Regions from separate parts of the Homo sapiens genome. Here region 2 is linked to region 1. A link is a contact called in ENCODE Hi-C data. All regions are on one chromosome and are shown on one strand. The core of a region is the stretch at or near the end of the contact, and the rest is flanking DNA. Distances in the headings are between cores, read along the strand shown.

Region 1 (6,294 bases), core at 1,235-3,734:
TACTGCCTTAAATCAAGCCAGAACCCAACTGTGTTCTACAACATGTCATCAGTCTCAAATACTTACTGGGGTCCTAATGCGTATACATACCCCAGGATGACTGCTGCTGCCTGGGTCTCTCACCCCTGTGCCTTTCAAACAGGTGAACACTCAAATAATGGGTCTTGTCCCTTTGGATCTTATCCACCCAGAAAACCTGCAGAGCTTGTTACTGTAATTGGGTCAGTTACTCTAGACCTTGTTCTGTCTAAATAATTAGGCTATCTTCCAACTCTTTGTAGCCTCCCTCCTCCCATATTCCTAAACATCCATCGTGACTCCTGCCCAAGTTGGTCTAAATTCTGAAGGCTTTAAAGCCCTACTAATGTGCTTGGTTTGTCCATTGATTTGTAGGTTACAAAAATGTGTCAAATGGATTTGTCCCTGGAAGGCAGAAAATAATATGTTCTAGAAGCAAGGAGACCTTTGGGAGTTTTAGACAGGAATAAAGGTTTCAATAGCTCATGAACTTTCTAATCACACTTTAATGGACATGCTTTTCTTACCTGTCACCGCTTGCTGCCATCAAAACCTCTGTTGTCATTATGTGTCAGAGCTTTAAAAACTCAAGGTTAGCCTCAGAAGTAGAATCATAGTCCAGACAGATAAATTAAGCTTGGGCCTCCTTGGGTGTGAGAAATAGATAGAACATAAACATCATAGGCTGTCTGAAAAGCCCTCCATCTGAATTGGTATAGAGGTTGTCTGAGAAGCAGAGATTTATGCCTGTGTATTATGGACCCTTCTAATGACCCTAGGACAGGAAGGTGACCAGGTGACTGGACTGTGGCGTTGTTCTGAGTGGAAAAGTCTCTGAGGAGAGTTCAGGAGATAGGTAATTTGCATCCTGAGATACAAGCACATCACTGCAGAATGTAAGTGATCTGGAAGTTTCAGGAGAAAACTGCAGACCAGAGAATATTCCTTTGATTCAGTTCATGTTTATTGAAAGGTGGTCTAGGTTGCATTTTTTTTTCCTTTTGCTTTCAACTTTGCTGTCAAATTATTGTGCCAAATCAACAGATATAATTTAAAAACTTAAGTGACCTTTTCTAATTCAGATTTTCTAAAAGTGAACTCTGAGAATTATCTGCATCAGTATCCCCTTGGGTACTTGTAAAAATGCAGATCTGTGCCCTATCTGAGGCCCACTGAGAATGTCAAGGGTGGGCCTCGTCTTACGTACTCTGAAATTGGAAAATAGTTTTTAAAGGCCATTTAGTTTTGTTCAACCAGGGCAACTTTCTTATCACCGTATATATATAACAAGAGTGGGTTCTGTTGAGTAATAGGAAGCCTATGATAAAGTTTAAAGCATGATTTGGTTTGGGAAAATGCTTCTACTCTGTGAAAGGTGGGGATGAAATGCACAAGTGTTTTTGTTGTTGTTTTGTTTTTTGTTTGTTTGTTTTTGTTTTATTTTGTTTTGTTTTTGAGACGGAGTTTCACTGTTGTCATCCAGGCTGGAGTGCAGCGGCACGATCTTGGCTCACTGCAAGCTCTGCCTCTCGGGTTCAAGTGATTCTCCTGCCTCAGCCTCCTGAGTAGCTGGGAGTGCAGGTGCCCACCACCACGCCAAACTAATTTTTTGTATTTTTAGTAGAGATGGGGTTTCACCGTGTTGAGCAGGGTGGTCTCGAACTCCTGACCTCAGGTATTTTTATCTACTGAAAGAGATGGTACAGGGCATGGAAGGAGGATAGGGGAGACAAGGGTGGCCTCAGTGTCAAAAGAGTAAGGCCTACTTTTGGATGGATCAAATTTGGCTACTTTTAGCCTGTAAAACTTAAGCATCTTTGTGGTGTCAATCCAGTTCATGTCCAGGCCAATTTTCAAGGTTAGTTCCTGACACTGCCCTGATTCTACTGAGCATCTGCCTCCTTGTTTGGGAAGAAGTGGGAAAGTGATTTGACACAGTGGCCTACCAGCGAATGTGCTTGTCAGTGTAACAGGTGGCTGCCCTGTGAGGTTGCTAATCAGAACCTGGACTTTTGTATTTTGTTTAGAAAAGCTAAGTCCTTCTAGAGGTCCGTGTAATGCAAATTCATCCAAAGAAGGCAGGCTCAGGAAGGAGGGGGGGAAGCCAGGTGCTTGCTTCATTCAAGTAACCCAACCACAGAATCCAAGTTCTGCAACTCTGATTTGGGCTTAGTAAACCAGACCCACCAATCCAAGAGAATAAAGAATCTCCTGGCAATTGGGCCAGCCAGAATCGTCCTCAGTGATCAAGAGTGTATGGAAAGAGAAGTGGAAGAAATACAAGAGGGTGAGCCAGATGTTTTCAGAGAAAACAGCTCTCTTTGTTTTTGTTCAGAGTCTTCTTTCTCCTTAGGACTCTGATATGAGTACATCTGAAAGAGGCTGGCTTGGGGGATGGGGTGATACCACAGAGTCAAAGCCAGACTTTCCCCCAGATAACTAAGGCTTTTTCTTCTTGGGCCAAGCTTGTCTGACAGTCTCATTCTGTATGAGTTCTTTCCCAGGAGGCTCTTCAGTTTCTGAAACAGACAGTCTCCTGGCAGACCCACCCCACCAGGCAGCCAGGCTTGGCAAAATATACCAGTAGCAAACAACGCAGCTGGGACTCCTGCTATGATAAGATTCATTGGCAGCCTATCATGTGCCAGGAACTTACAGGACATCATTTATTTGATTCCTCATAATAAATCTATGAGAGAGGAGTTGTAATATCCATTCTACAAAGAACTGAAATGAGGTTCTGAAAAGCTAAATAGCTTGCTCAATCTCCCTGAGATATACTGGTGGACAGAGGATTGGAACCCAGATCTATATAACAAAGCTCACCCACATTTCTGCTACTAGACTACACTGCCAATTGGGCTTCATCGTTAGTTTTGGAAACTCAAGGCTTGGCCTCTCTTATTTAGGATTTTGTGCTTGGAGGGATTGTGGGTAGCAAGGGCTGGAGGGAGAGTGAGGTTCCTCAACATTAAACAAGATCCAGGAGGCCGGGTCTTGACAGGAATCCCCACCTTAGTTCTAATTATAACAAATATTCCTGAAAATACTTAGACTAAAAATTTTAGAGCTTTAAACCTGAAAAGCGACGAGAAGAAATAATTTCAAATTGGAACCAGACATGAGTCTCTTGCTTAGGTATCTGTTTTTTCCCATCTGAAATATTCATAATTTCGTGAGGCTGACCTAGATTTATGCAGACAAAAATCACAATGAGCCTACAACTCAAAGAGTTCGTCTTACTTTGAGTATGAGATATAAAAGTGCGGTAAAAAATCAACAGATGAGAGAGCAACTGGAGAAGATTTGAATAAAATCACTCCTTTTCCATGTGGGTCAACACAGTACCAAATAAGAACTGGGCCTTTGATAGAAAATGTAAGGGACACCCTCATAGTGACTTCTTTCCTAGCAGTCTGCCTCTGTTTGCGGTGTTGTCTGGGGTCATTGTTGAAAGTTATTGACATATTTCTGCCTCTTTGTGAGTTATCTGTGAAGCTACGCCACAGTACTCTGTTGTTGGCTATTCTGCATGCTCCCAGTGCTCAGGTGAATTCCTTGGAAGATACTGAGCAAAAACCTAGAGCTTATATGACCATAATATCTAGACCATTAGCATGAACTGGTAAAAACCAAAGTAGAGGAAAAAGATTGAACCAACAACTCAGTAGAAATTGGTAGGTTTATATGAGCTTTGTTTTGTGGCTCGAACATTTTAGATACCCAAAGTCCAAGCATTACTCAGTTGGGACTGGAAATCAGATGAAGTCATCTAACATTTTTCAAGAGATGGAAGCCAAATAATTTGGCTTAGACTTAAGTAGAATACTTGAGAGCCCCACTCCAAGCAGTAGCCTATTTATATGGATTATTTTAATCATTTCTGGGTTAACTAGTAAGGATTATAGTCATCTTTATAAAACAATAACAGCAACAATAGCAGCAGCAACAACAAAAATAGCAAGGACAACATCTACGGAAGCCATTAAAGATGTTGAAGAGGAATAAAAAAGAAATGAGCTCGCTTTAACCATATTATGAAGAAAAGAGAGAATTGCAGATTTCCATGTTTGGCTCAATACATTTTTAAATAGAAATTTAGTTATGAATGATATTGAAGGCCTGTATTTGAGAGTCTAAATACATTCTTATGAAACCAGAGTACATTTTCACATGCAGTGAACTAGCAAACTGTAAGAATGAGTATACGGGAAGAACACATCCTTATATTAAATAGAGAGGAGTTTTTATAAAGATCTTGATTGTACATGTATCTGGGAGACATCTTTAATGTAAACTTCTCCATCAAGCCTAATCCATCGCATCTAATCTATCAGCAAGCCCTGTTGTTTCTATCCTCAAGTCCACTGCCCTGTCTCTGTTTCCACTACAACCACTGAGTCTAGTTACTATCATCTTTGTGTTATATAGTAGCCTCCTAACATGTGGTCTGGCTTCCATGCCGCGTGTCTTCAGTCAGTTCTCCAAAGGGCAGCATGAGAGATTGTTCCGAAACACAGATTGGATTAAACTCCTATCCCCTATCACAGCCCAGCCTACCTGATCTCATCTATGGCTCCTCCCTCCTTTCCTAACAATCCTCCAGCCTTCTTCACTCTTCAGGACTTTAAGCTCTATTTCCTCTACCATCATTTGTCCCACAAAACACATTATATCCTTGCTCTCTTTCTTTTTTTTTTTGAGACGGAGTCTCTCTCTGTCGCCCAGGCTGGAGTGCAGTGGCAGGATCTCGGCTCACTGCAAGCTCCGCCTCCCGGGTTCACGCCATTCTCCTGCCTCAGCCTCCCGAGTAGCTGGGACTACAGGCGCCCACCACTGCGCCTGGCTAATTTTTTGTATTTTTAGTAGAGACGGGTTTCACCGTGTTAGCCAGGATGGTCTCGATCTCCTGACTTCGTGATCCGCCCGCCTCGGCCTCCCAAAGTGCTGGGATTACAGGCGTGAGCCACCGCGCCCGGCCATCCTTGCTCTCTTTCTATGTGATGGATGAGCTCCTTCTTGACTGTCAGATCTTAGTTTGGATGCCACTTCCTTGGAGAAGCCTTCCCTGATTATCCAGTGTGAAATAGGTCTCCAGCTCTTCTCCACCACATGTCACGTTTATTTCCTTGGTAACACTCAGCACACGTTGTGCTTGTTAAATGAACTTGCTTAGTCACTTGCTTGTGCGTCTCTCCATGTATACTCTAGCTCCTGGACAATGGGAGTATGCTGCCTTGATAAGTATTACGGACTCAGTGCCTGGCACATGGTTGATGCTCAATAATCACTTGTTGAATGAAGAATTAATTTACAACGCAGATAAATGAGGAAGCAGTTAATTTTTAAAAATAAATGAGTCTCCGGAGGTTTTCTTTAAATGATGACCATGCTTTGGGTCATTTAACACAATTAATTCACATAAATATAATTCGTATAAAAATTTTTATCTGTAATATCAGGTGAAGTACCTCTGAAATTATTTTGTGCTGAGTTGACTTTTCTTTTCTTTTTTTTTTTGAGATGGAGCTTCACTCTGTCACCCAGGCTGGAGTGCAGTGGCGCAATCTCAGCTCACTGCAGCCTCCGCCTCCGGGGTTCAAGAGATTCTCTTGCTTCAGCCTCCCAAGTAGCTGGGATTACAAGTGTCCACTACCATGCCTGGCTAATTTTTGTATTTTTAGCAGAGACGGGGTTTTGCCATGTTGGCCAGGCTGGTCTTGAACTCCTGACCTCAGGTGATCTGCCCACCTCGGCCTCCCAAAGTGCTGGGATTATAGGTGTGAGCCACTGTGCCCAGCTGAGTTGACTTTTGTTAGTTTGAGTTGCTAAGAAATACTTAGTATATACATTCTTACTACATTTTTCCTGATTTGAAAAGGAAAAAAAAGTCTGTTTTCTCTCTCCCTAGCAAACTATACATTCCAAGCTCCCTAGAACATATTTTACACATAGAAATACCTTTTTACTGTTATAGACATGTTTATGAAAGTTTCTCGAGCACTGAAATTTTCTAAATAAAATTCTATTTCTTATGATTTGTTACTTTATAGATCCTTTATCTTAATTTCTAATGATTTTTAATAGGTGGAATTTCTAATTACTATCCTTTTCTTAATGTAATATAAAAACTTTATATATATATACTTAAATGCAGTAGAGAAAATACTACTTAAAACAACTCAAAATTATTTTGCAAATAAAAAGTTACTAGGCAATGAGAACAATATTCACCTACTGCACCTGTCAGTGTTTGTTGTATTTGAATTTCCTTGT
Region 2 (5,787 bases), core at 1,287-3,786, 38 kb after region 1:
AGTTCAGAGGTAATGCTATTCTAGTGTCAGCATGATCAGAGAATACAACTGAGGTAATCAAGTAAGCTTAGTGAGAAGAATGTCGAGTGGTGAGCTTGAGTTGTTGCCTAAAAAAAAGAAACAACAATTTATTTATATATGGCCTTATTCCACACAGGATTTAAGGTAGCTTATAAGAATGCATGCAATAAAATAGCAAGATGTGGTCCATAAATAAAAAATCAAGGCTGGAAAAAGCATAAAATATAGATAAGAAGACTTCAGATGTGGCTTGCCAGTGGTCTTCAAATAACTGAAGCGTTGTCTTGTGGAAGAGCATTTTGGGATATTTGGTATGTGGGTTCGAGAACATGAGGATATGTGTGTTGTAGTCTGTTTGGGCAGCTATAACAAAATACCATGAACCGAGTGGCTTATAAACAACAGAAATTTATTTCTCATATTTCTAGGGACTGGGAAGTCCAAGATCAAGGCACCAGCAGATTTGGTATTTGGTAAGGGCCTGCTTTTTGTTTGATAGATGGTGCCTTCTAGGTGTGTCCTTACATGGTGGAAGGGACAAGGCAGCTCCCTGGGGTCTCTTTTATAAGGGCACTAAGCCCATTCATTAGAGTTCTGCCCTCATAACCTAATTACCTTCCCAAAGCCTTACAACCTCATATCAGTACCTTCAGAGTTAGGATTTCAAGGTATAAATTTTGGAGGTTCACAAACATTCAGACCATAGCTGATGTGTGTGGTTACCGTAAGGCAGACATCAGTGCAACATAAGTCAGAACTTTCTAACAAGTGCAGCTGTTCCACAGTGGCACAGATATCATGAGCTCCTTCTTTATCAGAGGAGGCATTTAAACAGAACTAGGTAACCTCCTTTCTGGCCTCCTGTGGAAGCCAGGAGATGCAATGGGTAAAGACTGGCCTCTGACATACCCTTAGGATCTGGATTCTAATGACTGGGTGACACGAATTGTTCTCAACATTGCTCTATAAAACATGAACTATTCTGAAATGCTCCACACAACCATAAAAACTTGTCAGTGGCCATTCTGAGTACCTCTATGGCCTGTAGCGTTGTCACCCACCTTTGAAATATCACTGCACATTGTAAACCCAAAGTTTCTGAGGCAATATGAGTCAGCTACATATGGGAGGGGAGGTGGAGAGAGAGCTGGATGGGTTTTACCTACCCATCATGCCCCTGCTTTCTGGGTGACCATTCTGTAGTTTGAAGAGCTAGTGGATTCCATTCCCTTATCATTCAATAACAAATGGCTATTGTTCTGCATCCTATGTCAGGCCCATTTTAGATCCCTGCAAGCAGAACAGTGAAAAAGCAGACATGGTCCCTGTTTTCAGAGGGCTTGTTGCTTCATGGGAAAAAAATGACAGTAAAAATAATCACACATGTATATCCTACAAATTGTCACATGCATGATGAAGAAAGAAAAGAATATTCTAGGAGAGAGGATAGCTGTAAGACCTGATATCGCATGAACAAAAACCATCTTTACTGAGGTCAATTAAGTAGGGAAATGTGGGGGCTCAGATGGAGAGATTTCAGGCTGAGGGGACAATGTGCGCAATATGAGGAAGCACAGAGCGTTTGGGGAATGGCCCAAAGGCCAGAATGGCTGAGTGAAACCTGGAGAATGGTGATCCAGTGATGAAAGCAGCGTGAGCAGTTCAGGAGAGAGGGTCCAGGCTGTGCTCATAAGCAACTTCAAGGACTTTTATCTTTATCATGATGGTGCTGAAACTCTTAGGGGTTTTACCAGGGGAGCAATATGATAATACTGGTGTTGTGATTTGTTTTCTTTTTCTATTTAAAAAAATAAAATCACTTTAGCTTTAGAGTAGAGACTGCAGTAGGGGTTGGGGCAAGAATAGATATAGGGAGATTACAGAATAGGCTACACTAGTGATCAATTGACAGATGGTGATGGCTTGGCCAAGGACAGTGGTGGCAAAGATGGAGAGAAGCAAATGGTTTCTCAAGGTGAGCATGGGATAAAAATGAACAGGATTTGGCAATGGGTGGATGGGAGGTAAAGAAGGAAAAGAAAAAGTGGCATCAAAGATGGCACCTTGAAACTGGACAGACTAAGTGTTCCATTCACCGATCAGGCATGTGAAGAGAGGGCTGGTATGAGGCAGTGGCCGGAGCAAAACAGAATTCCTCTGATCTTACCTGATTCAGGATTAGAAAAGGTAACCAGTTGAACTGATTCAAATTCAGTTCAATTCAATCCTATCTGGTTCAACTGAAGTCACCTTATGAAGCATCTACCAGACGAGCCTCTGTGAGTGATTCAGACAAATATAAAAAGCCCTCGAAGGGGTTGCATGATCACATCTTGTACTAGGTTAGTGCCCAAATAACCCAAGCACCCCATGGAATGTGAGAGGTGCCTACAGGGAGAGATGGAATGCCACTGGACTACAGCGGCCAACTCCTCTCACCCCAGAGGGCTTGACTGACCTACAAGAAGAATTGGACTGACTTTATCTCAAAAGGGAGATAAGAGTCCATAGGCTGCCTTTGAGGTTAGTGGGCAATGAGTCATGTGGATGTGGGAAACTCACAGTTTCCCTCCCTTGGTCTACACTGACCAAGCCCCAAGGACTGGAGTATGTACACTTGTTCTCAGCCCCGGCTCCCTCCCGGACTCCCAGCACTTCCTAAAGGATCCTTTGCTTGTGTCTTCATCTCCTCAGATAATAACTACTCTCTAATTATCCCATCTGTATTTTACAAGAGCTAATTAGAAAGTGTCTGATAGCCTGGGAATTTTCTGACAAAGATAGTGCACAAATCTAGCCTGTGTATCTGCGGATGATGCTTCTAGCCACATCACTATTTCTGGTTACAAATGGAAAGTAGGAGCCCGCACCTCCTCTCTCCATCTCCAGCCTTGTCAGACTCATTCACACCACTTCCCACTGACCCCTAGGTGTTCATCTCCCACTCTCCTCCCAACTCCACTCAGAATCTCAGTGTAAATACCATTCTCTAAATGCAAATACTTCTGGGAGAATTCTTATGCTTTTATTTAATTCTGGATTTTAATAATAGTAATTAATGCTTGTACACCTCATTCCATTTTCAAAATGTGTTTCTTTACATATTTCATTTAATACTCACACAATCTTGTGGGGCAAATATCCTTATAACAGTCTTCCCCAGAGAGGCTAAGCTATTTACCCAAAGCCAGAGCACTATGCAGTGACTGAGCGTGAGACTCATTTCATGCTCTCTATTCAACCAGTTGTTTTCTTCTGGTTAAAGCAAACAAATATGTGTCAGGAGGAGAGCTTGAAGATGTGAGCAGAGAGGATTTTTTTTTATTATCCCTTGAAATCATAAATATAAGCAGCAGTCAATTTCTCCCGATTTAATGGTAGTCCCGTTGTCAGCACAATGGCTAAGAGTACATGATGTTGAGGAAATAGGCCTATATTTCAATACTGACCTTCAACCTCATTCTATATGACTTTGAGCAAGTAGTTACAAACTGGGACAGTATTAGTTGCACAAATGTATTCACCTCCTAGGTCATAGGTTTATTGTGAAGAACAATTGAGTTAACGTATATAAGCAATAGTTTCTGAAACATAGTAAATACTTAAAACATATTTGTTTCGTGGGGTTGTTATTTTTCTATTCTGGGGCTCAACTTCCTTTTTGACCTCAGTCTGAACAGGGGAGGCGAATAACTTTGAAGTGCTTCATGCTTCAGTTTGACGAGAAATGACTGACTAAAATATTGTGTTGAGAAGGATTCTGAGGTTTGCTTTGGGCTCAGCTGAAATGAATAAGTGTTCCTCTGTGTGTGCTGCATAATGATGCCCTTTTCTCCAAAGCTGTTTGCAGGGCCTGTCACAGCCCATGCCTTTACCTCTCAGTTTCACTGTCTGCCTTAGGCATTTACTCAAATACTTTTGTCGGGACTAGTCCAGCATGTTTTGACTAAATGTAGTTTCCAGCTCACAGGGGTACTGCCTGCTTGGGTGAGAGCAAAAGAATTTAATGAATAGGAGCTATGTATGGATGGGCTCTAACGAGAAGGGTTAGCAGGCCAGGGATTAAAAAATAACTACACTGCAGCCACTCTGGGTGAGCCAACCCATGATGTATATTTCCATCTAAATAAAATACATTCATTTTGAAGACCGCAAAATAGCTGTAACTTGAGATTCCCACAAATGCTTGGAAAACTGTCAGTCCTTTCTGAGTGGCAGTAGATAGAGAAGCAAGAATGCCAGGAAGAAATGTGAGATGGATTCTGAGAAACAGGGCCTGGATTAGCCTTCCAAGAAGCCAGGATTCTTTAGCACTGATCTAGCTTTCCAGTGTTTTGGGGATAGTATTTTTACAAAGCTTACTGATTAAACATTTGCTGATCTCTCTCCTGGAAGAATTACGGAAATACAATAATTATTATGAATGGTCTCTTAGAGCTGGTCTAATCAAAGATTCCATTCTGTGATCTGCAGAGAATTCTAACAGTGTGCTGTGTTTTTCTTTTTCTTCTACCGAATTTATCAATGTCTTGGGTCATTATTTGCCTGATCATAACAACATACATTCATGAATATGTATCAGCTAAAATCTGCAATTTTATGTGTTAATTTGCTCATGTCTTTAGGTGTTTATAGCAATTAAATAAGACCTTGATAAATTTGGAGGAAATAAAAAAAGCTTTGACATTATGAATGCTTATGTGGTTGAATTGCAGGCACTGAGATAAATTATGTTTTGTGCAACTATTAATTCATTGATTAGCTTATTAGATATTTTTCCATTTAGTTATGTGTCTTCTTAGGAAATAAGTAAGACTAAGTTCTTGACTGCATTGTTTGGCCTTCTGGTGTTCATTTTGGCTTATGAATGCAACCAATCCTTATCTTGGCTAATGTGAATATAAGTGGGCTGTCTTGTTGGGGATTTATCAGGGAGGTATAGAAATTTATTTGTAGTGAATCAGGGCCACCACAGGGAGGGGCAGGTAGAGAGGGGTTCAGTGACATAGAGGTCACCAGTGGAGAGGAGACCGGTGACCAAGGGCTCTGGCTGCCTGACAAGGAAAAGCTAGGAGTAGCAACAGCCCTGTAGAACATGGTAGTGGGAATTCCAGTGGGTGCTGTTCCAAAGGCAGGGCTTGGTAGGGCAGGGATTTGGAGTGGGTTCCAGAGAAGATGCATCATCCTGGGAACTGGGATGTGCCAGGGTGGAAATGGTACCGGGGCCCAGAGGAATGAAAGTGGTGACAATTTGGTCACAGCCCATACTTCCGGGAAGGGATGGAGATGAGGCCAGATTTAGCAAATAAAAATACAGGATGTTCAGTTAAATTTAAATTTTGAATAGACAAAGAATGATTTTAGTATGAGCGTGTCCCATGCAATATCTAGATATATTAAAAATTTACTTGTTGTTTATCTGAAATTCAAATTTAACTGGGCATCCTGCATTTTATCTGCAAACCTTAGTGTGTGTGGATGTGTAGGAGGGACACTGGTCAGCACTTGTGTACTTGGGGAAGCCTCACTGATCTGGGGATGATGGAGGGATTGGCTGTGGGGAGTCAGGGGAAGTAGAAGATGCAGCAGGATGGTTAGTGTGTGTGTGTGTGTGTGTGTGTGTGTGTGTGTGTGTGTGTGTGTGACAGAGAGAGTGAGAGAGAGATAGACTAATTTTATGTTGGTTTTAATTCATTACTTTTTTGTTGTTGTTGTTTTGTTTTGCAAGAACCAGCTGCACTTGGCTTGTGTCAAAGACAGGATATT

The links. A loop is a pair of places that touch in the nucleus more often than their neighbours do. Pooled maps may share reads with other maps.
Region 2: a map of posterior vena cava shows a loop between it and region 1 (8-fold over the local background). The contact joins two enhancer-like sites. A Hi-C loop is called at or near these places in 3 of 168 maps with a recorded cell type or tissue (IMR-90, endothelial cell of umbilical vein and posterior vena cava) and 3 of 50 pooled maps.

The regions. Positions count from the first base shown.
Region 1 is chr3:177,704,155-177,710,448 of GRCh38, forward strand. The region is part of intron 3 of LINC00578 (long intergenic non-protein coding RNA 578); the gene reads left to right. Among named protein-coding and RNA genes, the nearest start is that of LINC02015, 110 kb to the right of the region's middle. Within about 2 kb of position 2,485, at least 7 of the 41 ENCODE cell types and tissues checked have a DNase peak (open chromatin) inside an H3K27ac peak, as active enhancers do.
Region 2 is chr3:177,742,580-177,748,366 of GRCh38, forward strand. All of the region lies in intron 3 of LINC00578 (long intergenic non-protein coding RNA 578), which reads left to right. Among named protein-coding and RNA genes, the nearest start is that of LINC02015, 71 kb to the right of the region's middle. Within about 2 kb of position 2,537, at least 3 of the 41 ENCODE cell types and tissues checked have a DNase peak (open chromatin) inside an H3K27ac peak, as active enhancers do.